7 separate regions of the Mus musculus genome follow, and all the other regions are linked to region 1. A link is a loop called in an ENCODE intact Hi-C map of the cell type or tissue named here. Cell type or tissue: heart. All regions are shown on one strand. Region 1 holds the start of Uqcrc2 (ubiquinol cytochrome c reductase core protein 2). Region 2 has its middle 20 kb from the start of Zp2. Region 3 holds the start of Polr3e (polymerase (RNA) III (DNA directed) polypeptide E). Region 4 overlaps Tmem159 (transmembrane protein 159). Region 5 holds the start of Mettl9 (methyltransferase like 9). Region 6 overlaps Gm5737 (predicted gene 5737). Region 7 overlaps Otoa (otoancorin).

Region 1 (4,000 bases):
AACTAGAAAGTATGATCCTGAGTGAGGTAACTGAGACCCAAAAGGACATGCATGGTATGTATTCTCTAATAAGTGGATATTAGCCAAAAAAGTACAAAATACCCAGAATACAGAACTCAAGAAGGTTAACAAGCCAAAGACCCAAGTCCTCAATCCCACTTGGGGGGGAGGGGTAGAAAGCATTAGGAGGGGGTGGGCAGAAGGAGGGACCTGGGTGGGAGAGGGGACAGGGAGAGGAAAAGGGGAACATGATCAGGTATTGGGGTAAGGGAGAATCAGGAGTGAAGCTCTGAGAGCCAGCAGAAAAGAATAGAAACCACCCCCCTCAGATGGGGGGACCCTCAGAGACCTGGGAAGTGAAAGACTCTCAGAACTCAAAGGGAGGGACCTTAAATGAAATGCCCAACAGTGGGGAAAGGGAACTTATAGAGTCCACCTCCAGTAGAAAAGCAGGACATCAAGTGGAGGGATGGGGTTGCCATCCCACAATCAAAAACTCTGACCCAGATCGTCCCTGTCTAAAAGAACTGCAGGGACAAAAATGGAGAACAGACTGAAGGAAAAGAGGTTCAGTGGCAGGCCCAAATTTGGATCCAGCTCAAGGGGAGGCTCCAAGGACTGACACTACCCTCAGAGAGGCCCAACAAGCAGCTGACTGAGACAGAAGCAGATAGTTACACCCAACCATTAGACTGAAGTCGGAGACCCCTGCGGTTGAATTAGGGGAAAGACTGGAAGAAGCTGAGGAGGAGGAGGGCAACCCCATAGCAAGACCAACAACAGTCTCAATTAACCTGAACCCCTGAGTTCTCTCAGACACAGAGCCACCAACCAGGCAGCATACATGAGCTAGTCCGAGGTCCCAACATATATACAGCAGAGGACTACCTGGTCTGGCCTCAGTGGGAGAAGAGGCACCTAACTTGAGAAACGAGGCCCCAGGGAGTACTGAGGCCTGGCGGGGGCATCCTCTTAGAGAAGGGGTAGGAGGAATGGGATGAGGAACTGTGGGAGGGGCGGACCGGGAATCTGGCAACGACTGGACTGTAAAAAAAATAAAAGTAACCAAAAACATTTTTAAGCAGCTATGCGGCTTCATGAAAGCAGTGGTTCCCGAATTAGTCTCAATCATAGTGTAACACACGAATGATTTGTGCCATATGTCTGTATCACCAACAGTTAAACATTTTTAAGTACAATAGAAGACTATATTAAGTCCCTGATTATACACACACGCGCAAATTTGCGCGAGAAAATTTCACGAGATTGAGTCCTTGCTGGTGACGATCTCCTTGCGGCAAGGAGACCTACAAGTGTGTCGATCTGTTCGACGAGACATTCGTCCTGCCAGTTTCTGTGAACTCGGTCACCAAGTTCGCGGTACCGGGAAGACTACAGTAAAAGTGGCGAGGGACGACCTCCGAGGAACAGGGAGTGCCGACGACTCCCGGACTTGCGAGGACTCACGGGCAGGCCCAAGACGGCTGGGGTGACTGTGACGGCTGCAGACGCAGCTGGGATTACAGGCTGCATGTCTTTTGCAGAAAAAGAACTCAGAAAGGATAACCTACAAAAGCTGCAATCTAGTCCGGGAGACCTCTAGCCTCTCCCCAGGAGCTGGGCTCGTCCCGCCTACCGGAGCAGTAGAGCACTGCATGCGTAGAGGGCCGCCGGTACAAGGGGGCGTGGGCAAGCTCGCAGTGCACACCGGGAAACTCGGTCCTCCGACCCCATCTTGCTTTGCTGTCTGCAGCGGTGACCGTGGGAAAGGGCAACTGCTAGAGCCATGAAGCTCCTCAGCAGGGCCGGGTCCTTCTCGGTGAGCATGGGACGTGCGTGGGGCAGGGCTGGGGACGCTTGTCGGCCACTCAGGAGCTGGGTGCGGAGTGTGCGGCCTTGGCCTCAGGCCTGGGTCTGCCCTTCAGGTAAACCCCGCGGAGAAGGGGGCTGCCAGCGAGCCGAGGCCTGGGAGGCTCGGCGGGTCCTGTGAGCAGCCGAGAGCTAACGCGGGGAAAGCGGAAGAGGAGGGTGGCCTGGAGAGTGGCGGAGAAGCGGCTCTCGGGAGATTCCTGAAGGTCACTCGAGAAGCAGGTAGGGTGTAGGCCAACGCCACCCGGGCCGCCTGCTTCCCCTACCTACGACCTCTGCCCCTGGGTTGATCCCGAGGCGTCGGTTTCCCCAATGCGTGCGAGTTTATTAAATTCACAAACGCGGTGCGCTGCTTATCTCAGTGCCGGCACCTTCGTTCCTGTCAGTACTCAGTCCCCGCATTCCTTAAGATGCTCGTTTTCTCGGGGTCCCATTTAAAGGCTTCCTCCAGGAGGGGCTCTTGATCTTTCTTCAAGACTAGCCCTAAAATATGTAGTTGTCACTTGCGGTGAGGAGAGGAGTACCTCATGTGTGTCAGCACGTTATCACGCTGGAATCGTGGTTTTCAAGAGATGAGAATGGGAGCATTTAAACTTCAACAAGGGCTAATTTGCCCCTACTAGCCGGTCACATGCGGAGCTTTTTATTCGTAACCACCTGTTGAGAGAGTGCTTCTAGCATCTAGAGGTCAGCGGTGCAGCTAGACATCCAACCATACAACAGCAGCCCCTACAGCACAGTTACAACGCGGAAATGCCAGGAGTGTCTGTGTTGAGAGACGACTAGACAGTGATACACCAGGCCTGGGCATAGTGTTTCCTTGTGCTTTATACTTACATATATGTGTTGTACAAATTTAGGCTGCAGTTGTATTCCTTGTGCCTAGACAGACCAATTGCTAGCAGTCCTTAGAGAGCAGGACTTTCCATGTGTTATTAAAACAAAGTAGAAATTGTATCTAAGTCTTTCCTGAAAGGAACCCAAAAGAAGCAGGAGATTTTAAACTTCACTACCCAAAAGCACAGAAGTGGAAGTGTGGATTATTCATATGTGGACTGTTACACTTGGATGTTACAGGAATTACATCTTGGGCACAGCTAAAAATTCACAGCTAAAAATCACAAGTGGCTGCATATACCTTATCCAGCAAACTAAAATGAAAATGACACAGTTAATTATATTCATAATTTACAAGCAGGACTGAAGGGATAAAGTAGTAATTCCATGAACAGGTGAAAACCAGCAGCCAGATTAGCCCAGCACTGACTGAGTGTTCAGCATACAGCAGTCTGGGCAGTGCCGAGTAGGAGCATTATAGAACTTTACAGGTACACTTGACAACATGTTTAGTGGATCTTAGCATCATGAAAGTGTATTTGCTTGCATGTCCATTAGTAATCCTGTGAACCCTAGACATAATTGGAATATCTTAATAGCTTTATACCATTGTGTATAATGTGTGTGTGTGTGTATGTGTGTGTGTGTATATGTGTGTGTAAAGTCAGTGCATTTAGATCCATCATCCAAGTTATTACATATTATGCTGAGAATTTGTTGTTGATTTTAGGATTGTGTAGATATTTGTTCAATAAAGCTAAGACCCTTTCTTGGTTGAATATGCCTAGTACAGCACCTGAAAGGGTGAAACTGTAGTGCAGACATTAAGGGCACTGGGAAACGATCCTTAAAGTGACCAAGGAGATGAAGGTGATTTTAGTAAAAATAAATGAAAGACTGACAAATGGAGGAAACAGGAATGCTGAAATCTGTTATGAAGTGTTAACAATCCAACTGTCCAGAAACTTTGAAATCATCACTACTAGAAGGAACGCTTGACATTTTAATAAAATAATTAAAAGCAACAAAATAGGTATTTTTCCAAGCTCATAGAGAACTCATTATTCTGTATAAATCACAAATCAGCACAGGTTTAAGAATGCTTCAGGCCAGGCATGTGGTATAAACCTTAGTCCCAGAGGAATCCTGAGCTTAAGGTCATCCTGGGCTATGGTGCAAACTTTTTTTTCAAAAAGGGAGGGGAGAAAAGAAAAGAAAAGCTATCTACAGGGGAAAAAATGGCTTGGGTAGAGCGAATGACTAAGAAACTTATGAAGGAGTTACTTGTCAGAAC
Region 2 (4,000 bases), 510 kb before region 1:
CCACAGCACTGAGAGGGAGGCACTGCAGGCTCCTATATGGAAAAATGCTGTGGTCAGACATCCAGGTGTTCATTACTTTTTTTTTTTTTCTGTTTACCTGTCTCCCCTCTGCCCCTTTTCTCCTCCCTGTTTTCCTTCTCTCCTTCTCCCTCTGCCTCCCTCACTCACTCACTTGCTTCCTCATTCTTCCCTCCCTCCCCCCAGTTCCTCCCTCTCTCCCTTCTTCCTGATAGGGAACTTCTATAATGACTTCTATATAGTCAAATATGACTTCAAATTCTAGCTCCTTCTGCTCCAGCCTCTGTATAGTATAGATTATATTTGGATTATATTGTAATCTACGCCCAGATCAGATTTAGGATTGTTGTGACTCACAGCCAAAGGTCTGGGGACAGGAAGGCCACTTAAGAATCTGCAAAGGCTGGGGACACGGGATGGCTGTGGGTTTGGCTTACACTTGGCGGAAGGGGATGAAGATCTTTCTTGTGTGGACATCTAGAGGTGTTGGTTGGTTGGTTGGTGTAGGTGGAAAAGAAAAGGGGAACACAAAGTTGACATCTAGATATTTAGCTCTAACCAGTGGGTGGTGGTAGCTAGTGATACTATTTCCTGAGATGGGGACTATGTGGAAAAGCCTACATCCCAGATTGCCCCTATTAGTCCAGCTATGTCATCTGACACCAAGAAGATGTTCCAAGTAGATTGCTGGCTTAGAGCAGGGTCTCAGCTGGGACACAAGATTTGGGCATATTTACAGTGCTTTGCGCAACCCGTCCGGGGAGGCTTCTCAGCTACTAGGCAAGAGCTTTTCAAAACACATTTCTGATTATGTAAACACTCTTGCTCCAGACTCAGCCAAGTTCAAATGCTTTTCCACAGCACTTAGAAGCACTAGACCCTCCTGTTCATGAGCAGACCAATTGTTTTCCTCGGCCTGCTTATTGTTCTTAAGCATCAGCATTTAGTTCACAGAAAGGAAGCCAAGGTTTGGCGATTAAGTGACTCTCTGAATTCATCCAGGAAGCACGGCATCTAAATCAAGACTAGGTTAACTTAGCCTCATGCCATAGAAGCTGCTGGCCTTTTATACACAATCTGAAGAATAGCTCACTGGAAAGGCGACCAGGGCCCACGCAAGAGAACTTTAGCTTTACACAGTAAATAATTTTACCTTTCTGTCCAGAAAAGTTTGTTTTGTTTAGCTTTGAGCACTTGCTGTGTGCTGAGTGCTGTCTCCAGTCTGCATGCTTCCAGTCAGTGCAAACTCCTGTCCACTTTAAAGGGGAGGAAGTGTAAAGGTTGAGATCTTTGGCTGCCTAAGAGCAGTTTGGGATGTGGGACTCAAACACAGGTTGCCTGCTTGAAAAACTCACCCCCGGAACCAGTATGAGTTCCTCTACCTGCCTTTGAGGTCTTTTGGGGTAGGTATGTGTTCCCAGGCATGTGAAGTTCCCAGGCAGCAGAGTGTCCATGACCTTTGTTGTTACGTAGAATGGCTCCAGGGGTCACTGGTTTCATATTGTAAATGTTTAGTTTCCCATGGAGTAGTGCCCATAATAGCAGTGTGTCAAAAACCATCTCTTTGTGGCTTCCATTGAAACCATGGGTGCTGTAGCTTCCACCTGGAGATGGAGAGAGAGAGAGAGAGAGAGAGAGAGAGAGAGAGAGAGAGAGAAAGTGCCATCCTCCCCCACTCACCCGAAGTTTGTTTTTAAGCCAGTAGAGGGAGCCAACATCACAGCCAACTGAAGCCAGCCACCAGATTACAGACCAGCTGTGAAAGCAGAGCGACTGAGTGACTGGCCCTGCTTTGACTGTGGCAGGCACAGTGTGAGCTTTGGCACTGTCTACTCCCCGAGAAGCCAGGTGGAAAGCATCTTCTCCACCATCCCTGATGTCATCAGCAAGCCTGAGACCCAGGGAGGACAACAGTTGACCCAGGGCCATGCTGCAAGTCTCCAGTCTATAGCACTGACTTTGTGTCATGTTTCCTGGCTCCTGAGTTCAGGAGCTAAGACACTGCAGTACTATCTGGTCTGAACCAAGCTTCTTTTCATAGTTGGTCCTTGGTTTCTGTGGGTTCTGTGTCCTTGGATTCAACCAAGCATGGATGAAGAGTATCTGAAAGAAAAGTGTGTCTGTGCTGGACATTCACAGGCTTTTTATTGTTATTTCCTAGTTGATACAACAAGCCTTTACATAGCACTCACAGTTATTAGGTCTTAAAATCACTATTCTAAGTAATGAGGTATGTGTAGGTTTTATACTAATATGGCTTCTTCTATAAGAGTGTGGTGTGACTTTATCTGGAGAAACATGAGAAAATGTCTACTCTCAGATATGACATAACTGTTACTTCTAGGGGTTTGGATTGGGTTCGTTTTCTCTGCCAATTAAAGAATTAAAAGGCAAAAAAAAAAAAAAAAAAAAAAAAAAAAAAAAAAAAAAAAAACTTGAGAACAACGGGAAGCAGCAAAGGAAATCTGAGACTCAGCTGGTGAAGAAAGAATTTTATTAAAGGTAAGGAAATTTGAGCTCGAGAGCGCACACACACACACACACACACACACACACACACACACAGCAGACCAGTCTGATAAGTTCAAGGTCTGGTTAAACAAAGTTGTGGGTCTGTCAGCATCCCTTTGTTTAAACTGACCAACTCTAAATTAAGGAAAGGAGAATACCCCATCCCCATTCCAGCTAACCAAAGACCCTTAAAGCCCCCAGCCCCTCAGGCTTCAGGAGAGGGGCACGGGCGTGCGCGTGCGTGCGTGTATGCCTGTGAGTGTGTGTGTGTGTGTGTGTGTGTGTGTGTGTGTGTGTGTTGGGGGATTACTGGCCAGAAAGGAAGCCCTCTAGGTCTTTGTCTCAAGCTGCTAGGTCCTTTTCACAGGTCAGGATGGTAAGGAAGAAGCCAGAAGTTTGCTATCTTTATTATTTATCTGTGGCCCCCCTATTGTCTGTCTAACTTGTAGTCTAATGGCAGACCAAGAATCATGATTAAAATAGCCATGCTTGGTGAATCTGTGCATTTACTGGGGCCACTTAAAGGAGCAAGGATGAGGGATTGTGTGCAGGAGCCTGGGCAGCTCAAAGGCAACTTCATCATTTAAAAGCGCATCTCAGTGTGGGTGGCGAGAGTCACATCAGCTGCATCCCTGGAGCTCACTGCCCAAACAGTCATCTCTGTGAAAGAGTCTGTCTCCCCTCCAGTGTTCCAGCTTGTACAGCCTTGGAAAGGGGCCTTGTGTGATCAGTAACTTTATGAGGTTCCTTTAGCTTCTTTCTCTAAGATGGGACAAGTGAGCTACACTTCCCATCAAATCTCTTCCCCGCAGAAGTATTGGTGACAATCAAAGGACAGACACAGGCAGATCTGGTCCTCTAAGGCTTTGAAAGGGCTGCACCCAAAGTGAAAGCTACTCTTATTTTTTGACTATACAATTTGCTTATTAATCAGAAGAAACATACTAATTAAATGTTTTTATATGTATTTTTCTGTGTGTTTTATATGTATTGTTTTTAAAGATTTGTTACATGGGCTTTCTTGTAAAAACTGAAGTTCTTTGTTTAATCCAGAGGATAATTTTATTAGAGTTTAAAGACAAACAGCAAGGTGGGCGAGCTATAAATCTCAGCAGCTTCCTGGGGGAGGAGAACAGAGAGAAGAGGACAGGAAAACCTCAGTTAAACCAGAATAGAGGTGGACCACATGGTGGATCATCAGCTACTTGGTAGGGAGGGGGCTTTAGAAAAAGGTACCACAGCACCAGGGAAAGCACACTTCGTTAGCATCTGAAAGAAAAAGACAAGAAAAGTGAAAGGAGTAATTTCATCTTTGCAGGTCCTGGAGCTCTTCAAGCAATAAGTATCATGTTTCTTTTTAAAATCAAGACCCCTTAATCTGCCACTAAACGGGAAATCCAGAGATGAGTGCTTCTTGGGTTGATTCGGGCCACACAAGGAACTCATTAAGGATCTCAGTCCCTTAGGTTTC
Region 3 (4,000 bases), 280 kb after region 1:
ATAGATCTCAAAAACATAATATGGGAGAAAAGTTTTAACAAGGTGTTGGTATCCTGTGATAACACAGAAAAGCACACTTTATATTGCTCATGGATTTATGCATGTAGTTTTCAAAATTATTAGAAGGATACATGTCAAATTCATATTATTTGTAAACTGGAAGGGTGCTTGTGAGAGGATTTTTAAAAATGTGGTGGACTTTACTCTCATAGTCCAGGATATTGTTAAATTTTTGTTTATTTTTGTTTTGAGACAGAATATCCTATGTAGTCCTATGTAGACTGGCCTGAAACACACTTCTACCATGTAGACCAGTCTAGCCTGGAGCATAGTCTGTCACCGTGTAGACCAGGCTAGCTTCAAATCTGCTAAAAACTTCTGCCATTTGCCTCCTGATGGCTGGGACCATAGATATGCACCATTACGTCACACAGACACACACAGACAGACACACACAGATATACACACAGACCCCCCACCCCACCCCCTCCCCCACACACACACAGTTTTTCCATGATAGGGTTTCTCTGTTTAGCCCTGGCTGTCCTGGAACTCATCTGTACACCAGGCTGGCCTTCAACTTAGCGATCCACCTGCCTCTGCCTCCCAAGTGCTGGTACTAAAGGAGTGTGCTTACCATCTCTTAGCCCATATTTTAAGACACAGTTTTAAAGTGTACATTACATTTATCACCTGTGTATCTTACTTAATTAATTAATTACTTAATTATCGTGTGAGTATGTGTGACAGAGAACAGCTTGTGGATGATTCTTTTTCTATCATGTGGGTCCCAGGGATTTTTACATGCTTTTACACGCTTAGCCATTTCGAAGGCCTTACTTGTGTAACTTTTAATAAAAATTATGTACACAAGAAAATAATTGGAAGCAAAATGCCATATTGGCCAGGTGCAAGGCTGTAATTCTGGTACTTAGGAAGTGCAGGCAGGAGGATCAGAAATTCAAACTCATCAATGCACGTAGTTCAAAGCCAGCCTGGGCATTGTGAACCTTAGTTTAAACAACAAATGAATATGTATGCATGTTCAAATGTAAATGCAGAAATGAGTTTAATTCTAGGTGGTGGAAATATGGGGTGTGTGTGACTATTTTTTTTTTCATCTTTTTCAGTGTTTTAAAATATCTAGGGCTGGTGAGATAGCTCGGTCAGAAGGTAGGTAAACACACTTGCCTCGAAGCCTGACAACCTAAGACGCCCCCACAGGGTGGAACAAAAGAACTTATTCATCAGGCAAGTTGTCCTCTGACCTCCACGGCCCGCCCCCGCCCGTTCCCCACTCCCAAACAAATAAATAAAGTAAACGTAAAAGTCTGTATGGGCATATTAACATGCAAAGATACTTAAAAATAAAGTCTGGTTAAAAACAAAAGCAAAACAGAAAATAAATCAAAAGTATAGTGAAAAACCAGCCAGCTGTATATCTCTATGTGTTACTGTGTTAATATTTATATACCAACCCATTCACAATATGAACAAAACTATTTTCTATGGAGATAAACATTGACAGCAAAAGAGCAGAAAGGATGTACAATCAGCCAATAATGCTGGGTACTAGGAAACTAGAGCAAGTCAAAGCTCGAAGAATCTTATTTTGAATATTACAAAGAATATATTTTATCTGCAAAGTTTTAAAATTGTTTGTGTACTAAAAATTTAAACACGTAAATTTTCAGATAGAACTCTGCAGACCTGGGGTTACAGTTCAGCTCTGAGAGCTTGGTGAAAGTTACTGACAGAACCAGACATCGAATTCGGGTTTTTGAGTGTCTGAGTGGCTTAACCTGACACCTTAACCAACTGACTCAGAACGCAAAATAAACTATCCTTTGCTTTAAAACTTATTTGGAACAAGCTTGCATCTAAATACTTTTATTTCAATAAGTGGCATGATGATAATATTGTTTATGGCAATTTCTATCGGCAGGAAATAAAATAAATAAATATAACTCCAAGAATCGAAAGAAAATATACGTGTCAATCCAATAAGTAGCTTCTTAGAAAACGACGTCAACAGCTGGGTAGTGTGGCCGAGCGGTCTAAGGCGCTGGATTAAGGCTCCAGTCTCTTCGGGGGCGTGGGTTCGAATCCCACCGCTGCCAAGGCAGGCTTTTTCTTTTGTCTCAGCGTCTTTCGCTCTAGGTTCCTTCTGCGAGCGCAGCGGCGACCCCTGCTGTCGATGTGCGCTCTCTGCACCACGAGCAGCTCGCCGAAGGGGCGGTCCCGCGCGCGCCGGGGCGGGGCATTGTGGGTAAGAGGAAGCGCGAGGGCCGGCCCCGCTCCCCCCACGTGTCCGGCGGAGTTTCTCCAGCAGGAACATGGCCGCTGCCTGATAGAAGACCCGGCCGCCGCCGTCTCTGCAGCCCGCGGGTCCCTGGGCCGTTCCGCCGCCCGCGCGCGGCCCCGGCGGAGAGGTGAGCCCCGACTCGGCAGCCTCGGGATCCGGGTCGCAGCCGTCGCACTCGCTCGGTGCTCCGGGCCGCGCTGCTGACTAGGCCAGACAGGCCCCCGCCGCTGCGTGCCGAGGGGCCGCGGCCTCCCGGGACCAGGGCAGGGCGCAAGGTGGCCGCCCGGCTTTCCAGGCCGCCCCGGGCCTGGGTCGCTCCGTTCGGCTGGACGGTGGGGAGACGACGGCGGTGCGGCCCGCGCTGACTCAGGCTTCGGCCGCGCTGCCCCGCCCGGGCCTGGCTCCCGAACCGCACCTGCGAGGGCACTGGTGCCCGGTGGCGTGGCGGCTTTCGGAAGAGTGGGAAGGGCGCCTGAGCACCGGCGACATGGAGAAAGCCACTGGACTCGGGGCCGCCTGCATGGGCAGGGGTCGTTGAACCTGGTCAACTCTGCTTAGCCCGAGCGGGCCCGGGACGCCTCATTCATTGATCTGTGTTTAAGCAGAGTGGCGACTGCTTCGTGGACCCGGGGACCTTCCAGTAACGGGGGATGGTGCACATACCGGGTCATCCTGGAATATTGTTTTAGAGTTCCTGGGTTTGGGAGCGAAAAGATAAGATCATACCTTTATCTGTGAAATGGGGATATGATTCCCGTGCTACGGTGTTTTAATGAGTGTAAGATGGGTGACACTCCTGCTTCTTTCATTTGTGGCTGTCTTGTTCGGTCTTATATTGGAAGAAAACATGTTGCCACGTAGCAACAGTCCTTCTAGGTTCGCCTTATCCCTTTGAAGCCGGTGTGTGGTTTAAAATAGGAAAGGACCCAGGGTTATGCAATTCACGTCGCTAATCAGCTGCTATATTGAAGAGGTAGGATTTGAACCTGTAAGGTTTTGCACGGCAGTCCAACCTCTTAACCACTACACCATACTGCCTTTTACCAAAGAGATGTGCAGCATGTTAGTTAAGAATAAAACCAAGGCTCTTGGCATCAGCTAGATTTGGATTTCTTTACCTGTTTTCTTGGGGGGCTGTGACCTTGGGTAAACCAATTCGAAGTTGGGCACTATAAATTTTGATTTGCACAGCTAATGAGAAGAGTATTATTTGGTACTATATTGATGCCTGGCATCATTAATATTTGGGAGAAAGAACTGTGATTTTTTTTTTTTAATTTTAAAAGTAATGATCCCATAACCACGACCAAGTATAATTATTATCTCCACTTAATGGTCCAGGAATGTGAAGCATAGAGAAGCCTTCGTAGAGTTTAAAGTCTAGTACAGAGGACAGCTAACACCTGACCAGCAAGCAGATCAGGAAGTTCCAGCTTAGGACCATTCAGGAAATAAGGAATTATGCTTGTAATGGAAGGGGCTGGAAGCGGCTGTTTCAGTTGAGTTGTCAGGGAACACGTCTAATCCTGGAAGGACTGGCAGTGGTTACATATAAGGAAAATGAGCATCCAGAAAATGACTTGGTGAGCCGGGCAGTGGTGGCTCATGCCTTTAATCCCAGCACTTGGGAGGCAGAGGCAGGTGGATTTCTGAGTTCGAGGCCAGCCTGGTCTGCAGAGTGAGTTCCAGGACAAC
Region 4 (4,000 bases), 530 kb before region 1:
AAGCTTTATTTGGAATCTTAGAAGGGGCGGAGCACGATCTTAGAGAACCTGGTTAGGCCCCCTAAAACGGAGAGTAGGCGGGGCACCTCTAGGCTGGTTGGGGTGGTGCCTTCCCACCTTCCCTGTGATGCTGCTCTGAAGAGGACCCTAGAAGGAGTAGATGGTCAGAAAATTGGTGGCTAGGTAGATGAGTGTGCCTGACTGCGGTCCTCCTCCGCATTCTTCCTACCCTAGCTTTCAGCAGACTCCCCAGACCGGTTCCGTGGCATTTGCATGTTTCCCAGGCCAAAGACGAGTTGTAATGGTGTATTTTGACTTGTAGCCCGCTGTAGAAATGTGATTAGGTAAACTGAAGCCTGGGGCCATCTAAATTCAGCACTAACTCGGAGCTGCTGCTTTAACAACATAAATAATGGTGCTGACGTTGGTTCTCCCCTGACCAAGGGGAGAGAATCTTTAGCTGGTGTGATGGAGGTGTGCATACTAGGCTCTGTAGTGTAGACACTGGTAAGGTGTGTTTGCACATAATGGGCAAGTGGTATATTCAGTCATTTGGGGCACTGTGATAGAATCTACTGAGCGCAGGTTTATAAGAACACTAGGTTAGCTGCAAGGAGATCCTATGCTTTCCAACCCAGAAAGGTGTTCTAGGAGACATGAAATAAGAATAATATATTAATATAGAATAATATTTTTATTTGAAAACTCAGCCGGGGTTAAAAGCATATCTAATTTGATTCATTGCCATAATGAAAAATGCATAAACGACGTGAGAAAGGGACTGTCTTATACATTCCAGGCTGTTGTTGAATCACAGAAAATAATTGTGCCAAGGCCTCGGGGACAGGTCTTGTTAGTGAAGACCTCACCACACATAAATAAAGTGTGGCATTGTACAAGGTTCTTGGGAGCCAAAGAAAGAAGAAAAAGCACCCCAAGCCCCTGTTGTCAGAGCAAAGGAAGCCTGGAGTGGTAGGGTAGCGAGAAGGGGGAGGGGTGAGATTGAATAGTACAGTACAATCAGTTTTCTTGTTTGGCATAAGTTCTCGGAGAATAGCCTTTCTGGATCTTTTTCTACACCGTGTGTGTGTGTGTATAAAACAGTGAAGTGTTCATAATAAATAATAAATGGATTTAGCTTTTTCCTCCTATCTTGCTGGTCTTTTTATGTAACAAACAGGAATATGATATACATCCTATGAGTATTTTTCACATATCTATCTTATTTAGGTTCATAAAAAATAAATTGCTGGGTCAAAGTATGTGCAGCTTAAATTGATAAATATTGTCAAATTATATTCATCTGCATGCCTGCTGTTAATGTATTGGGGATGGTCCGAGCTCCTTGGAGATTGCTAATAATTATTTTTTTTTTTGTTTCCTTCAGCGATAGCAAGAGACGGGGGGACATGAGAGATTGGGCTACGTACTACAGTAATGCATTTCCTGGTAGAGAGTTTACTCTAGAGTGAGACTGACAGACATTTCAAGATGGCCAAAGAAGAGCCCCCGAGTGTCTCCAGAGACTTACAGGAGCTGCAAAGGAAGCTGGGTTTGCTGTTAGAGTCTTTCCTGAATAACTCAAAGGTCAGTGCCCAATGCCACATATAATGGGAAACCCTGAAAACACTGGTCTGAACAAGATTGGACACTGTTTCTTTCTCAAATAGAAATCTACAATAAGTCAGGAATCTTCCTCCTAGTACCCTACTATGTCTGAGTGTGACCTTCATATCCATGTTCATTGTGGCTGCTAGAGCATCAGCCGTCATAGTGACATTCAGGGCAGTAGGACAGCAGGTGAATGGGAAGGAAGATTGTTTTCAAGACACCTCCAAATTAAGGAAGATTCCTGGAAGTCACCGAGAATCACAGACCACTAGTTACATCCCATATGGTGCAGAATTTGGTTGGATAGTGGCCCCTTGTGGTCACTGCCATTCTTTGGCTGGATCTAAAGAAGCTATTCTTAGTCTATACAGCAGACACTATTCTTTTCTTTGAAATGCTTGACTCATTTGTTCCCCTAAGCAAAGAAGCCAGCCAGTGCCTCATTTACGGTCTGAGTTTTGTGTTCCACTAGAACTCCATCATCCAGCAGCAATGATTCTTGAGCCATGGGTGCACTCACATTTTCTGGTACCCAACCCGAACTGCAAAGAAGCAATGGGTTAATTTTAAGAATATATTTTAGTTAATATACCAAAAATTGTATCATTTCAGCATGCCATCATTATAAAAATTAATGGAAAAGAGAATATTTCACACTCCTTTTTGTACTAACTCTGAAATCTAGACTGTTATTTACCTTCACAGGATTATTGTGATGCAAACTAGCCATGGTTTTTTTGTTTTGTTTTGTTTTTTGTTTTTTGGTATCCTGTCACAGATCAGTGCGGTGGGATTTGAGATGCTCAGTTTCTTTGTGTATGGATCTTTATTGTTTTCTGTATGCCTTTCAGCATGTAAACAGAATGCTAGGGCTGGGAAGATGGTCCAACTGGTGAAGCTCTTGTCTGTTAATCGTGAGATTACAAGTTTGAATTCCCAGCATCCACACACAGATGGCCATATGAGAACATCTCCCTAATCCCAGGGTCCCTATGGCAAAGTGGGAGGTTGAGACAGCAGGATCCTGGGAAGCTCGTGACTAGGTATCCTGTCTTATTCAGTGCTAGAACAACAACCCATGGAGACCCTGTTTCAGAGGGTCAGGTGAAAGGCAAGGGCTAGCCCCTGAGGTTGTCCTCTGACCTCCACATGTGCACCATTGCATATATGTGCACTCACATACATGAAAGCACACGTGTGCACTTATACAGTATATGCATATTCACAAAAAGATTGTTAAAAAGTAAACAGTAGGGGGCTGGAGAGATGGCTCAGTGGTTAAGAGCACTGACTGCTCTTCCAGAGGTCCTGAGTTCAAATCCCAGCAGCCACATGGTGGCTCACAACCATCCGTAACGAGATCTGGAGCCCTCTTCTGGAGTGTCTGAAGACAGCTACAGTGTATTTACATATAATAAATAAATAAATCTTTAAAAAAAAAAAAGGTAAACAGTACCAGCTAGCTAATACTATTACCATTTTGTTGTATATCTTCTAGACGTCTATGCCATGTGCACATAAAAGTATGTCTGCATCTAAAGTGATGGGAACTGTTTTGTGATTTTCTTTCCCTATTGGACACCATAGTTTTACCAGCTTCTATAAAACACACACTTTACCATCTAAAGCCATATGCTTCACAGAGGCCTTCTTTGGACTTGCTTCAGAATGCAATTGGCATACTGCCAGTTTACCAGGCTATTTTTAAGATGGACAAGCAGCTTTCTAGTTAGTTGGCTGAGACTTCTTGGATGTGTTAGTTCAGTAAGAAAGGTCCTCGTGGCCTTTGCACATTTATAGTTCATTCTCATGACTTGTGGGAAATCACCATTGACACTGGCTTAGCAAGTACTTAGCAAATCACGATTCTGCAGGAAACAAGGAACTCAGGTCCTGCAAGTTTCTAGTCCCAGTGTTTTTGTAATCAGATCAGTGCATGTCCTTATTTTATGCATATTTCTGGAAAGATGCATTAATGTATATATTTTCTGTTGATTGTTGACATTGAACTTAGGTCTAGCACGAGGCTAATTTGTGTCTTGAGCAAACATGCATGCATTTTCTTCATAAGGATCAGTAACAAAAAGACACTGCTGCTGCTGCTGCTGCTGCTGCTGGTGGTGGATATTTTAAATTGCTAAGCAGAAATTAAGAATGTGAACTTTGGGCTGGAGAGATGGCTCAGATAGTTAAGAACACTGACTGCTCTTCCAGAGGTCCTGAGTTCAATTCCCAGCGACCACATGGTGGCTCATAACCGTCTGAAATGGGATCTGATGCCCTCTTCTGTGTGTCTGAAGACAGTGACATTGTACTCATATACATTCAATAAATTAATCTTAAAACTAAAACAAACAAACAAACAAACAAACAAACAAACAAAAAGGAA
Region 5 (4,000 bases), 400 kb after region 1:
CTGAAACAGCCCCACATCCCACACATGGGTTTAAAACAAAACATATTCTCATAATATTTATGTTTTTTTAAATAGAAACCAAAATTCTTACTATAGGGGAGGACACCCGAAGTCAATCTCTTTCACACATACATACATACACACCCACATGCATGTATATACAAAAAAACTGGAGAAAAACATTAAATTACAGGAGTCCTTTTAGACTATTAGCTCCACAAGGAGGCTACAATGGTTTTAAGTCTTCTGCAAATCCATGCCTCTAGCTTTCTGTGGTTTTTCTTCACATTGTACTGTGAAGTTGAAAAGCAAATCTCAAGTTAGGAGTGGCAGCACATTCTTGTGATCCCTGTGTTTGTGAGGCATAGTCAGGATGATTGTGAGTTCAAGGCCAGCTTAGCCTGTATAACAAGGACTGATGAAAAGGAAAGGAGGGTTAAAGAGAGGAGAAGAAAGGGGAGGGGGAGGTAAGGGAAGAGTTAGGGGAAGTTGCTTAAGAAACAAGCTGCTTGCCTGCATGACCCAGCCACAATTTCTGGTAATAGAACAGAAACCCAGGCTAGACACTCAGGGTCAGCAGGCACAAGGATAGCAGGTATGTGACTCTTGAGTGTTAATACCTACATTTCAAAGCCACATTGGAAAGGATATTGCCTCATCTTTGGCTTTCTGTATTAGGGGTGTCTCTTGCTATTCCCATCATGGATAACTGAGGTTTTAATGTACAGTAGTGACATCCTAGTAGCAGGCCTGAGGGCAATCTGAACTTCTGCTTAGTATATTTACTCTTGCAGCTTTCCTTCCTCCTGATTTGTAATTCAGGAAGCTGAGAGGAGAGACAGCAAGGCTTCTTGGATGGATCGAAAAGCCAGGAGCTGGGATACCACCCTCTATAAAAAGGTTTGCTATCATATTTGCTTCTTCATTTGCTTATGCTGTGCTTTGCTTTCTTCCTGTGCTTCCTAAATGTAAATCACACTTACACAAGTAGTTTGTGATTATAGAGTAGTTTGAATGTGAGGGTAATTTATTTTTTTAGGTGAGCTGCTCAGGCATAAAGCAAAATTTGGTAGGTGTCTTAGCTGTCAAGTTCACCCCAAATTCTTCAGATCCTATCAGATGTATCTTTGCTTCTTGTTTAGAGGATACATTTAGGATTGAAGTCTTGGAGCTGTGGTTAAGCAAGCTTAATCTTAGGACACAGTTTTCTGTATCCTTTGTCTTTAGAAATGAAATATGCCCGTTTATGCACTCTTGTTGTATCTCCTCTTTACTTAAAAAGGTGAAGACTCTGGTTTGATACAGAAGAGCTTTATTGGAACTCAAAGAGGGGACATAATACAGTCATTTACATTCACTATTATAGCTTCTTTTAAGTATGTTGGACCAGTACTTCTAGAAAGTTGAGCTCAATTTAGTAAGGTATAGTCTTGGGTTTAACACCCAACTTGGAGAGATGTCAGGGAATATACCAGAATGAGAGAAGACAAAGTATTTTGTTATATTCTATGCACATTAGGTAACAAAATATTCTTATTAACGAAAGATGGTAAATAGATACTTTAACACCTAAGGAGTTTGTGATAAGGAATGCCATTTCTCATCCAGGGGTCATTATTTCATAAACGGAAATCTCTTCAGTGTAGTGTGATGAAATTAACGTAAAGATAAATTTGTTTTATAATTAATTTAAAATTAATGTACAGAATCTGTCGCTGTCAAATGAAAAGCATATTCTAACAAACCTAGGAAGGTGTGAGTAGCTGGGCTAGGAAATATGCTGTAGCTTAGTAGCAACAGTTGAGACACAACGACATCTCATGACCCTCATTTTAGAAACATTGGGCTTCTTCCTGCTATAAATGATCTAAGAAATATCTGGCTAAATCTCCCCAGACCGAGCACATTTTAAGAATGTCTGGTCCAACTTCTATCAGCTTGAGAAAACATGGCAGCCAGGACTAACTTGCAAGGAAACATGGCAGCCAGGACTAACTTGTGGCCTTCGTTGTCCAGCAGATGCTATTTTCCATCACATTTCGTTGAGTGCTCCAGGAGCAACAGTTTCCAACAAAGGCAGAGCTTTCACTCATGAGGGCTTCACTAGACCTGTGACAGCCGCTTCTCAGGCTTGGGAACACCGGGACTGGGAGTGGCGGTGGGATTCTTTCCCCCTCGATTCTCTGCTTTGCAGCTATCGGGTGGCTTTTGGAGTTGGGAGTCAGGTTCGCTGACCCCAGATGGAAATTATTAAATAGACGGTCAAGACTGTAGCAAGAAGGGCAGCGCGGGTCTATCGAATAAACCTGGGTCTGTGTCAATGGGAACAATTAGGTCAAAGGTGTAATCGAGGGGCCCACAGGGTAGTTACTAAGGCAAGACAAGCCCGGAAGTCCTGCAGACCCCTCCTCGGAGGGGCCAGACTCTAGTAGCCCCTTTAGGAAGTCTCCCCCGGATCTTCCGCCATTATGAGTCCAGGCGGCGCCACGGAGGACGTGCACGCCCTCTCTCCCAACTCCCGGGCCTCCCGGTCTCCGCTCATTGGGCAGGGAGGACGCCCCTCCTGCGTTTGTACGTGCACCGGGTGGAAACACGACCTGGAGTCGTTGGCGTTCCGGGCTGGGAAGGGCCGCGGGGGACGTGAGAAGGCCGCGCGCCTGCCGCTCCTCCCCCGCCCCCCCTCCCGCGCCATCTCCCCCTCCCTCTGCCTCGGCCCCGAAGGGGGCTGCACGGGCGACTTGGCGGCGATGGCTCGAGCTCCGGCGGCGACGACGGTGGCCGGAGGCGGCGGCTCCTCCTCCTCCTCCTCCTGGGCTTGGGCCCGGCGGTGATCCGAGCTGGCGGCCGCGGCCCCCCGATGAGACTGTTGGCGGGCTGGCTGTGCCTGAGCCTGGCGTCCGTGTGGCTGGCGCGGAGGATGTGGACGCTGCGGAGCCCGCTCTCCCGCTCCCTGTACGTGAACATGACTAGCGGCCCCGGCGGGCCAGCGGCGGCCGCGGGCGGCGGGAAGGACACGCACCAGGTACTGGGCCGCAGCCCTGCGGAGCGGGGGCGTGGCGCGGCGCGGCGGGGCGCTCGGCCTTCCCGCGCTCGGCCGGGCCATTGTGCGGGGCGGCGCGCTCGGGCCTCGGCCCCGGCCTCTCACAAACTTTTCCCGGCCCGGGCGCTGGCCCCACGGCGCCTTTTGTTCGGCGGCGCGGGCGGGGGACAGCCTTTGCTGCCTGGCTCCCCGGGCCCCAGCGTGGGCGCCCCGAAGCCCCGCATTGTTCCCAGGCCGGCGGCGGCGTCCGCGTCCGCCCTCAGGACCCGAGCAACTTTGGGTAGGGCCACCCAACTGGCACTGGGGCCTGAGCAGAAAACTGCCCCAGCTCTCACCCAGCCAGCCTTCCTCTACCCCCCCGAGGGACAAAACCGAAAGCCGGTCTCTTTTTGTCTGGCCGAATCTCTGGATATACAAAGGGTTCTAAAGACATTAAACTGGGCCTCGTGAACATTTCGGCTGACATTTCCCCGAAGCACTTAAAAAAATGTGTTTGACAGGTCTGGGCTCCCAGCCTAGGAACTCTCCTCCCCCTCTGCCTATGAGACGTGTCCTTTCAACTTGGGTTTAGTGAGCTGACCAGAGAGGTTGGGATGAGGAGGAAGATGATGCAAGCTTTAAACGGAGAGGTTTAAAAAATCTGAACTGTTCAGCAGTGAATTCTTGTAGCTAATGAATGGATTGTGAGCCGTGGGGGTTCTACCGGTTGGATGGGGTTGGATGGTCTTTTCATTAGCTATTTGTACCACTTAAAGAAACATGCATGGGTCAGCTGTTGAATTAAGAGGGAGGTAGTTTGCATTTGACCGTAAGTAGTTTGTGGTTAACCTTGCAGTCACAGAAGAGAAGCCTTTGAATTTAGACAAACTTTGCGCTTTTTCTAAAAGCCTGAGTTTAGTATGTCTTGCTTTTACAGAGAGATGTAAGGAATGATTCCTTGTGTTATTTGGACCTCACCTT
Region 6 (4,000 bases), 190 kb after region 1:
ATGCCAGGTAGAGGAGCAGCTTGAGCGCTGACCTAAGTGTGAGGAAGGTTAATGTAATGAGATCCCTGTGGCTGGGACTGACTGAGTGCAAAACTGTGGGAGTTGGGAAGGGCACCTAGGGAGTGCTGTCCAGCCCTGCTGCTTCAAATATTCCCCTGCCCAGTTCTTACAGGTCAACTACAGGGACAGTTCCCCATGCAAATACTTCCTGAACTACTCCAGTGTGCGCATTACTGCTCTGGCTTAGGGACAGAGCAGCAAATAGCAGATGCTCTTGCCCTCGTGTGGCTTCTGCTCTCACACCAGGAGATGGATTAAAAGAAATACGCAAGCTGAATTATAAAGAGTGTTGGGAGATGCCAAACGCAAAGGGAGAAAAGAAAAAGTGGATGGATGGAGGGGATTGGGCTTCTGGGGAAGTTGGAAAAGCCCCTTGGAGAAAGAAATATTTTAAACTTCCCACGGGAGGAAGGAGATGGGCAGGTCAGGCAGGCTCTTAGACAAGAGCCCTTACACGGGGCATCCTTTACACGGGGCATCTCCTCAAAAGTCCAGGAAGAGACAGACAGCCCTGGGGTCATGGTAGCCCAAGGAGTAGAGGGGGTCCATAGAAGGAGTTGTGAAGGAGCTGGCCCCGTCTGGAAGGGCTTCAGGCACTGTCTGCCTTTCAGTGTTCATATGGCAGCCCATGTGCTCTGCATTCATCAGATCAGGTGGTGCAGAGGGAATGGACAACTATGATGCATACAGAATCCATACTGGAGCTGCTGTCGCTCCCAAGGCGAGATGGGCTGCAGTGGTGTGGCTGGATTCTGAACAGACATAATGGTCGAGGCAGCTGGGTTTACAGCTAGTTTGAATGTGAGGCATGAGAAAAGTTAAGAAGCTCAAAGGTGGCCCAAGGTTATCTATGAGACAAGAAAGCAGAGATGTCCAGACAACTTGGGACATGGGAGGTGGGAGTCTAGCCTATGAGCGTGTATACAAGGCGTAAAGCCACCCAGGTGAGCTTGCACTGTCACCTCTCCCCCATGCCAGAGCCACATCAAGAAGAGACTGTTCATGTTCCGGTTTGGGGACCGCAAGACGCGCATGAACTGGGTCCATGTGCAGAATCTGGTGCAGGCACACATGCTGGCGGCCGAGGGTCTCACCATGGCTAAAGGCTACGTGGCTGTGAGTGTTTTGTGACATCCCTGTCCCCATAAGGAGGGAGGCCCAGAACTGTCAGAGAGCATAATTAGCTCACCGTGACCCTGTGACATCACAGCTTCCAACGGAAGCATGTCACAGTCCTCATGATACTCATCTTGCTGAAGAAAATGAAGTACAGTGAGGTCCTGTGAGTCCTTCGGAGTCACACAGCTTGTCAGGGTGGTCACCCTATTACCAAACTCGGGGCCAAAGTCAATCCTTCAGAAGCCAATTATAAGAATCAAATTAGCCCAGCCCTCAGGAAGCAGGGGCACATGAATCTTTTGAGTTCGAGGCCAGCCTGATCTACAGAGCGAGTTCCAAGACAGTCAGGGCTACACAGAGAAACCCTGTCTTGAAAAACAAGAGTTAAAAGGACCCAGTGATCCCTCCAGTCTGTCTTGGGGTCCTGAAGTGAGATTAAAGTTTAAATAGAGTCCCTGGAATATGCACGTTTCCACAGTCCTGCTCAAGGTCACTAAGTGGGCTTAGTCCTCAACTGTTAGGTGGTCTGAGTAGTTGTTACAATTGAATGAAAGGAGATAAACTCCCCTCTGGCTAGGGCCCTTCCAGTTTCCCAATATGAGTACCCTAAAGAAATTCTCTTTTTTTTGGGGGGGGGTGTCTATTGTTTGAATAGTCTGATAGTCAGATTGACAGACACCAGGCCCACAACATCCATGTCTCTTTAGAATACCATCATTTCTGCCAAGCCAATTACAGCTCTTCATAGAGAGTTACCCTGTCTTTCTTTAGCGTTGTCAAACCACATACTGCTTTACTAAGGTGTTGTCCAGGTCTCTTCCCAGAACTGCTTAGGGGGACAAGAGGGCCGAAGGAGCTTCCAGGAGCCAGGAGAAAGAGGGGATCAGGCTGTGGGCAGACACCTGACTGTACCTCTTCCCTCCTGTCACCCTCAGAGCGGGCAAGCATACTACATCAATGATGGGGAGAGTGTCAACCTCTTTGAGTGGATGGCCCCACTGGTAGGTGTTCTCCCCGACCCCTAGCCCAGAGTGAGTCTCTCAACCCCACCCTCTGTCCTTGTATCCTTTCCTTCCACCAAAACCATGAATTTACCTTAGAAAGCCAACCCTTTTGGCACGTGCCTGAATGGCACTGGGAGAGCCGAAGCTGGGCTGTGACTGCCCCCTAGTGGAACCATGTGTTCCTGCTTTTGACACTGACCTTTCTATAATTGCCTCCTGATTTGCACTGATTCTGGCCTGTGAATCTAATGTCATTTCTTTTTTTCGATGGAATCCAGGGCCCTTGCTAAAACAAGTGGTCCTACACTGAAAGGGGAGGTTGCTTGAAATCCCTAGGCAGGTATGTGGTCACCAGATCCTAGAGGGAGGAGGGAGTTTGGTCTCTGAGACCCCTGACCTCGTTCAACAACCCACAGTCTCCTTTGGACCAGGCCCATCTGGAAAGTGAGCACAGAAACCTGGGTAGAGGTATAGGGGTTATCGTGTCCTGCTGGGCCAGTGGCAGCTCTGGTTTGCTCTATTTAAAGAGCATTTCCAGGGGCTGGAGAGATGGCTCAATGGTTATGAGCGATGGCTGCTCTTCCAGGGACCTGGGTTTAAGGCCCATCACCACATGGCAGCTAGCAACCATCTGTAACACCAGTCCCAAAGGATCCCATGCTCTCTTCTAGCCTCCGCAAGCACCAGTCATACACACAAGCAAAACACGCCTCCCTACATGGGAGCTGGAGAGCTGGGTTCAATTCCCAGCACACACATGGCTGCATACAACTGTCTGTAACTCCTGATCCAAGGGGTCCAACACCCTCACACAGACATACAAGCAGTCAAAACACCAATGAACAGCCAGATGTGGTGGCACACGCCTTTAATCCCAGCACTTGGGAGGCAGAGGCAGGAGAATTTCTGAGTTCAAGGTCAGCCTGGTCTACAAAGTGAGTTCCAGGACAGCCAAGGCTACACAGAGAAACCCTGTCTCAAAACAAACAAACAAACAAAAAAGAAATCCTGTCTCGAAAAAAAAAAAAACCCACCAATGAACATAAAATAAAAATAATAAATTTTAAAAAAACAAACACTCATACATGTAGAGGGTTTTTTTGTAATTTTTTATGTTAAAAAGTACTTTTATTCAGATATAACTTACAAGTTATGCAATCCACCTACAGAAAGGATACAATTCAACATAGTTTTCTTTTTTAAATTATAGTCTGAGTTTTACAACCATTACCATAATTAAGTTTAGAATAGGTCTTCATCTTCAGAAAAGTAAAGCAGGCCTCTCTTGTTGGCAACGTGGCCCTGTATCAATTTACCCTCAAGCCCAACCCACCACAGGCAACGTGAGTCTTTCTCTCAACTGCCCTGCCTATGTTGGCTGTTTCATGGGAGGAGTGGCCTTTGTCTGGCTTCTTCCCCCTTAGTTTCCATGGTTGATCCACGTTGTGACATGTATTAGGTAGAGACTTCATTCCTTTCCTTTTTCTGTGATATGTGTATGTCTGCACCTGTGTATACAAGTGCACATGTATGTAAGCACACGTGCCTGCTAGGGTCAGAGGACAACCTCTGCTGTCATTCATTAGGTACACATGTGTGCACATGCACACACACACACACACACACACACACACACACACACACGGTGCTGGGATTGCATTACTGTGTATTTCTATGGAGTTTCCGGGCTAACCAGTAACTCTAAGCTTAGCTTCCCGTGGAAGAACTGCCAGAGTATTTTCCAGAGCCTGCAGGACTCCTGTCTGCTCCCCAGCAGTGGGAGAGTGCTCCCCAGCAGTGGGAGAGTGTTCCCTTTC
Region 7 (4,000 bases), 480 kb after region 1:
TTCAAGGAGAGTTTTACTCTGATGCACTTGATGCACGGTTTCAGAGGAAAGCACGGCGGTGGTGGTGGGGCGTGAGGGTACAGGTCCTTACAGTTTGACCAACCAGGAAACTGAAAACAAGACCAGAAGCAAGACCAGGGTATACCCCCCAGATGTCTGCTCCTAGGGAGCCGCCTCCTGTAGCCATGGTTGCCACCAGCTGGGGAATCAGGTGTTCAGACACATGAGCCTGGGGGTGACATTCCACACTCAACCCATATTATTAATTGCTTTCAAATGAAAACGGTTTTGTTTGTTGAGAGCTGATGATCCAGGTAGGTGGTGCAGGATGAAGTGGGTGAGTGCTGGCTACTGTGCTGTCGTGGTGTTCATGTCTGGATTGCAGGGAAGGGTTGTGGGGCTCTGAGCAACCCCACCAGCCTTTCTCATCTTCCCACACAGGTTGGGGCTGTTGGTTTGTTTCTATGATGGTTTGGAGCTGCTGGATGCCACCCTGGCCCAAGTCCTTCTCCACCAGATGCTCAAGTGCAGCCGCCTCCGGGGCTTCCAGGCTGGCGTCCAGAAGGTACGGATGAGATGCGGGTCGCTGGGTCCTCGGCCTCAGATCCCTCACGTGGCCTGGATTTTGAGAACATGTTATTAAGCACTTCAATCCTGGCAGATGTTGTCCCCAATCCTGGAGGAGAGGAGCATAGGGGGGAATTATGAAAAGCAGTGTAGACAAAACATGGGTGTGTTGAAACACAATCAAAACAGCTAGGGCTAGTTGAAATGAGTGGTAGGAAAGTGGTCGGAGAGTCTTAGCATCTGTATGAGCACAGCCTGGTGATGGATCCTAAGGGCGATCTGCTCAGGGGTTTGGGGTAAGGCCAGCAGTGCTGACAAGTGGCTGAAGGACAGACTCCTCAGGAGTAAAGGCTCTGCCAGACTCCACCACAGGCACCAATGAAACAGGAGGGTCACAAATTCAGGGTCAGCCTGAATAAGGCCTTCTATCTATCTATCTATCTATCTATCTATCTATCTATCTATCTATCTATCATCTGTCTACACACACACACACACACACACACACACACACACACACACGAGATGTAGCTCAATGGTAGATTTTTTTTTTCATAAATTGAATTGAAGGGGCAAAAAAAAAAAAAAAAAAACCCAAACAAAAAACAACCAACCAACCAAACAAAACAACCAGTCACCAAGGCAGGGGCCAAGCTGACAACCCAAATCTGACCCCCAGAAGCACATGGTAGCAGGAGAGAGCTGGCTTCTGAAAGTGGTCCCCTGACTGTGCTTATGGGCCATGGCACATGAGCGACCCAGCTCTTGGTGAATGAATGGATGGATGTGAATGAATGGATGGATGGATGGATGTAAAAGGGAAGGTCTTCAGCTGATCCCAGCATGGGAAGGATGGGAGGAGCCCTGGGTGAGTGTCTGTTATCTACTGAGCTCCTAGACTTGTTTCTGGTCAAATTAGCAAATACAGATGGCTGCCTCCATCCCTTTCTCTCTCCGTCTATTTTAGTTTTTGAGTAAAGTTTGGTTATACACCCCTGGCTGGCTTCTAGTTTGCAATCCTCCTGCCTCAGTCACCTGAGTGCTGGGACTTCAAGCACGTGTTACTGTACCTAGCCTTTTTATTTCTATTTTTTTCTCATTCACGTTTCAGATCTTTTTTTGGTTTTTCGAGTCAGGGTTTCTCTGTGTAGCCCTGGCTGTCCTGGAACTCACTCTGTAGACCAGGCTGGTCTCGAACTCAGAAATCCACCTGCCTCTGCCTCCTGAGTGCTGGGATTAAAGATGTGCGCCACCACACTCGGCTCAGATCATTTTTTTTTTTAATTTATAAATTCGAATCATAATATTAGAATGTTAGTAAAAGAAAATCTTGGTAAAGCCACCAGTGATTCCACAGCAGTTTTTCACACAGAATTCCAAACACCTTGCTGTATTTGATGTCTCCCACCACAGTCATTTATTTGTCAAGGCCTATTTTTGTGTTCAAGGAAAACATGGGTCGGGGTGGAGGTTGGGGGGGGGGCATCTTCTGGTTCCTGGGAAACCGGTTAGGGATGCAGAGCTCAGCAGTTCTCAGACTTGAGTGCTCAGTGGGTTCAGTCCATGGCCTTCACTGGGTTCTGTGCTACCAGCTCAGATCCCTCGTGACCTGGGATTGTGTATTTCAGTCATCATGTGCTGCGAGTAAGCAGGGGATGAGAGCCACCACCCTAGTTCTCACTTCCTTCTGTGCCATGGGAACAACACTGGGGAAGGGAGCCTGCGGAAGAGAGCCTGAAACCAATTCTTCCACTTAGCTTTGCTGCCCCCCAGTGGCAACTTTGAGATTGCATATGTGAAAGTAACGTTATGTGTGCCTGAAATGAATGTTTACACAAATTTATGTGTTACAGCATAAACATTAGGCCATTTTAAACGTTATTTATTATTTATTTTTACGTAATTCTTTATTGTGTGTGTGTGTTGGTGTGCATGTTTATGTGTGTGTGCATGTTTATGTGTGCATATGTGTGCACATGAAGCCTATGGAGGCCAGAGAGCATCACTTGAGAGTCAGTTCTTTTTAATCCGCTGTGTGGGGTCTTGGATCCCGCTGAGGTCACGAGGCTTGGTAGCCAAGTAACTCCACCTGCTGAACCATCTCCCTGGCCTCTCAGTTTTTTGTTTTTATTTTTTGTACAGAGGCTATGATACAGTCGGTGAGTATATATATTACCTTCCTTACCAGAATCAGATGGGAATTCTTGACTGTAATTAGGAAAGTATATCACAACAAAAATAATTTTTTAAGACAGTTTTAGAAACACACAGAAATGTACAAGATGTGATTTAAGTGAAAGTATAAAGCATTAAGTAGTTCACATTATAAATCTGTAAGAACTTCATACTGTATATTTCTAACGACATATAGCCAGTTGGGAAGATATACACCACCCCCTCCCTCCCTCCCTCCACTCCCTCCATCCCTCCCTCATTTTCTTCCTCCCTTCCTTCCTTCCTTCCTCCCTCCCTCCCTTCCTTCCTTCCTCCTTCCTTCTTCCTTCCTTTTTTCCTTCTTTCCTTCCTTTTTTCCTTCTTTCCTTCCTTCTTTCCTTCCTTTTTTCCTTCCTTCCTTCCTTCCTTCCTTCCTTCCTCTTTCCTTCTTCCTTCCTTCCTTCCTTCCTTCCTTCCTTCCTTCCTTCCTTCCTTCCTTCCTTCCTTCCCTTTTTCCTTCTCTCCTTTGGAAAGTGTTCTATGACTGAGCCCTGTGCTCATTTGATCATTTCCATAGTTACTTTCATGAGTTTGGATTTTCACTTTATCTTTCTTGTACTGCTGAGAATTATTTCTTATGCAGATTACATATTAACATGAAAAGGCCCCTGGATAGTTCACAAAAGGAAAGCAACCAAATATATGGATATAGAGTTCAAGATCACAACAGGAAAATAGACTGCTACAAAATGCGGCATAGTCACAAGGGAATAAAATTCTTCCTGCCATGCTTGAAGGTTGATTGAACAACACATTAATATTTAAATGAAACTCAAAGTGAATTTTCAGCACATGAAAGCCAGGCCTGGAGGACGCGTTCCCAAGGGGGCCGTCACTGTCTGACCATGACCAAGAATACCGTGCTTTGCAATCCCTGGGCCCATGTCTAGGGAGGGCAGTATGGAGTCCTTATACCCAGGAGGTGGTTGGAGGGAGCTCCTGCCTTACTTTCTTTCAAGGCTCATGCCAGTTCCTTATCCTTCCAGCTCAAGGCCAACCTCTTGGACATTGCTACAGAGAACCAGACCCTCAACGAGACCCTAGGCTCTCTGTCAGATGCAGTTGTAGGTCTGACCAGCAGTCAGCTGGAATCCCTCTCCTCCGATGCAGTGCACAGCGCCATCTCTACCCTCAACCAGGTTACAGGCTGGGGCAGAAGCCAGATTGTCATCTTGTCTGCCAAATATTTGGCTCAGGAAAAGGTCAGCTGGAACTTTCA

The links. A loop is a pair of places that touch in the nucleus more often than their neighbours do. Peaks named below come from ENCODE experiments on the same cell type or tissue, not always from the same donor. Only the 100,000 strongest peaks of a DNase experiment are listed, where the experiment ranks them.
Region 2: it touches region 1 in a loop (4-fold over the local background); 10 of 42 quality-filtered maps call a loop at or near these places.
Region 3: a loop joins it to region 1, with 4 times the contacts of the local background. A loop is called at or near these places in 14 of 42 quality-filtered maps.
Region 4: a loop joins it to region 1, with 2.6 times the contacts of the local background. A loop is called at or near these places in 7 of 42 quality-filtered maps.
Region 5: it touches region 1 in a loop (3-fold over the local background); 3 of 42 quality-filtered maps call a loop at or near these places.
Region 6: it touches region 1 in a loop (4-fold over the local background); 21 of 42 quality-filtered maps call a loop at or near these places.
Region 7: it touches region 1 in a loop (4-fold over the local background); 2 of 42 quality-filtered maps call a loop at or near these places.

Annotation. Positions count from the first base shown.
Region 1 is chr7:120,633,504-120,637,503 of GRCm38, forward strand. Uqcrc2 (ubiquinol cytochrome c reductase core protein 2) reads left to right here and starts at 1,686. Exons shown (of 14, transcript NM_025899.2): 1 at 1,686-1,819. The coding sequence starts at 1,787. In heart, a CTCF peak has its summit at 1,629; a DNase peak (open chromatin) is centred at 1,688; H3K4me3 peaks cover 2,913 bases; H3K27ac peaks cover 2,054 bases.
Region 2 is chr7:120,123,194-120,127,193 of GRCm38, forward strand. It overlaps a transcript of Zp2 not described here. Among named protein-coding and RNA genes, the nearest start is that of Zp2, 20 kb to the right of the region's middle. In heart, a CTCF peak has its summit at 1,737 (motif pointing right); DNase peaks (open chromatin) are centred at 758 and 1,848.
Region 3 is chr7:120,915,479-120,919,478 of GRCm38, forward strand. Polr3e (polymerase (RNA) III (DNA directed) polypeptide E) reads left to right here and starts at 2,300. Exons shown (of 21, transcript NM_025298.4): 1 at 2,300-2,432. n-TLaag4 (a tRNA gene) reads left to right here and starts at 2,039; the gene lies at 2,039-2,120. In heart, a CTCF peak has its summit at 2,195 (motif pointing left); DNase peaks (open chromatin) are centred at 2,223 and 3,293; H3K4me3 peaks cover 2,526 bases; H3K27ac peaks cover 1,369 bases.
Region 4 is chr7:120,103,243-120,107,242 of GRCm38, forward strand. Tmem159 (transmembrane protein 159) reads left to right here. Exons shown (of 5, transcript NM_145586.1): 2 at 1,388-1,587. The coding sequence starts at 1,492. Among named protein-coding and RNA genes, the nearest start is that of Tmem159, 2.8 kb to the left of the region's middle. In heart, a CTCF peak has its summit at 1,931 (motif pointing left); no DNase peak of the experiment used is centred here; H3K4me3 peaks cover 426 bases; H3K27ac peaks cover 105 bases.
Region 5 is chr7:121,031,954-121,035,953 of GRCm38, forward strand. It overlaps Mettl9 (methyltransferase like 9), which reads left to right and starts at 2,492. Exons shown (of 5, transcript NM_021554.2): 1 at 2,492-3,022. The coding sequence starts at 2,858. In heart, a CTCF peak has its summit at 2,464; DNase peaks (open chromatin) are centred at 2,558 and 3,428; H3K4me3 peaks cover 2,269 bases; H3K27ac peaks cover 2,186 bases; H3K27me3 peaks cover 1,006 bases.
Region 6 is chr7:120,821,158-120,825,157 of GRCm38, forward strand. It overlaps Gm5737 (predicted gene 5737), which reads left to right. Exons shown (of 12, transcript NM_001370881.1): 8 at 1,039-1,176; 9 at 2,115-2,180. Among named protein-coding and RNA genes, the nearest start is that of n-TLtag1, 12 kb to the right of the region's middle. In heart, a CTCF peak has its summit at 2,351 (motif pointing left); a DNase peak (open chromatin) is centred at 2,216; H3K27me3 peaks cover 391 bases.
Region 7 is chr7:121,118,101-121,122,100 of GRCm38, forward strand. It overlaps Otoa (otoancorin), which reads left to right. Exons shown (of 29, transcript NM_139310.2): 12 at 442-565; 13 at 3,768-3,983. Among named protein-coding and RNA genes, the nearest start is that of Otoa, 37 kb to the left of the region's middle. In heart, a CTCF peak has its summit at 2,344 (motif pointing left); a DNase peak (open chromatin) is centred at 2,221.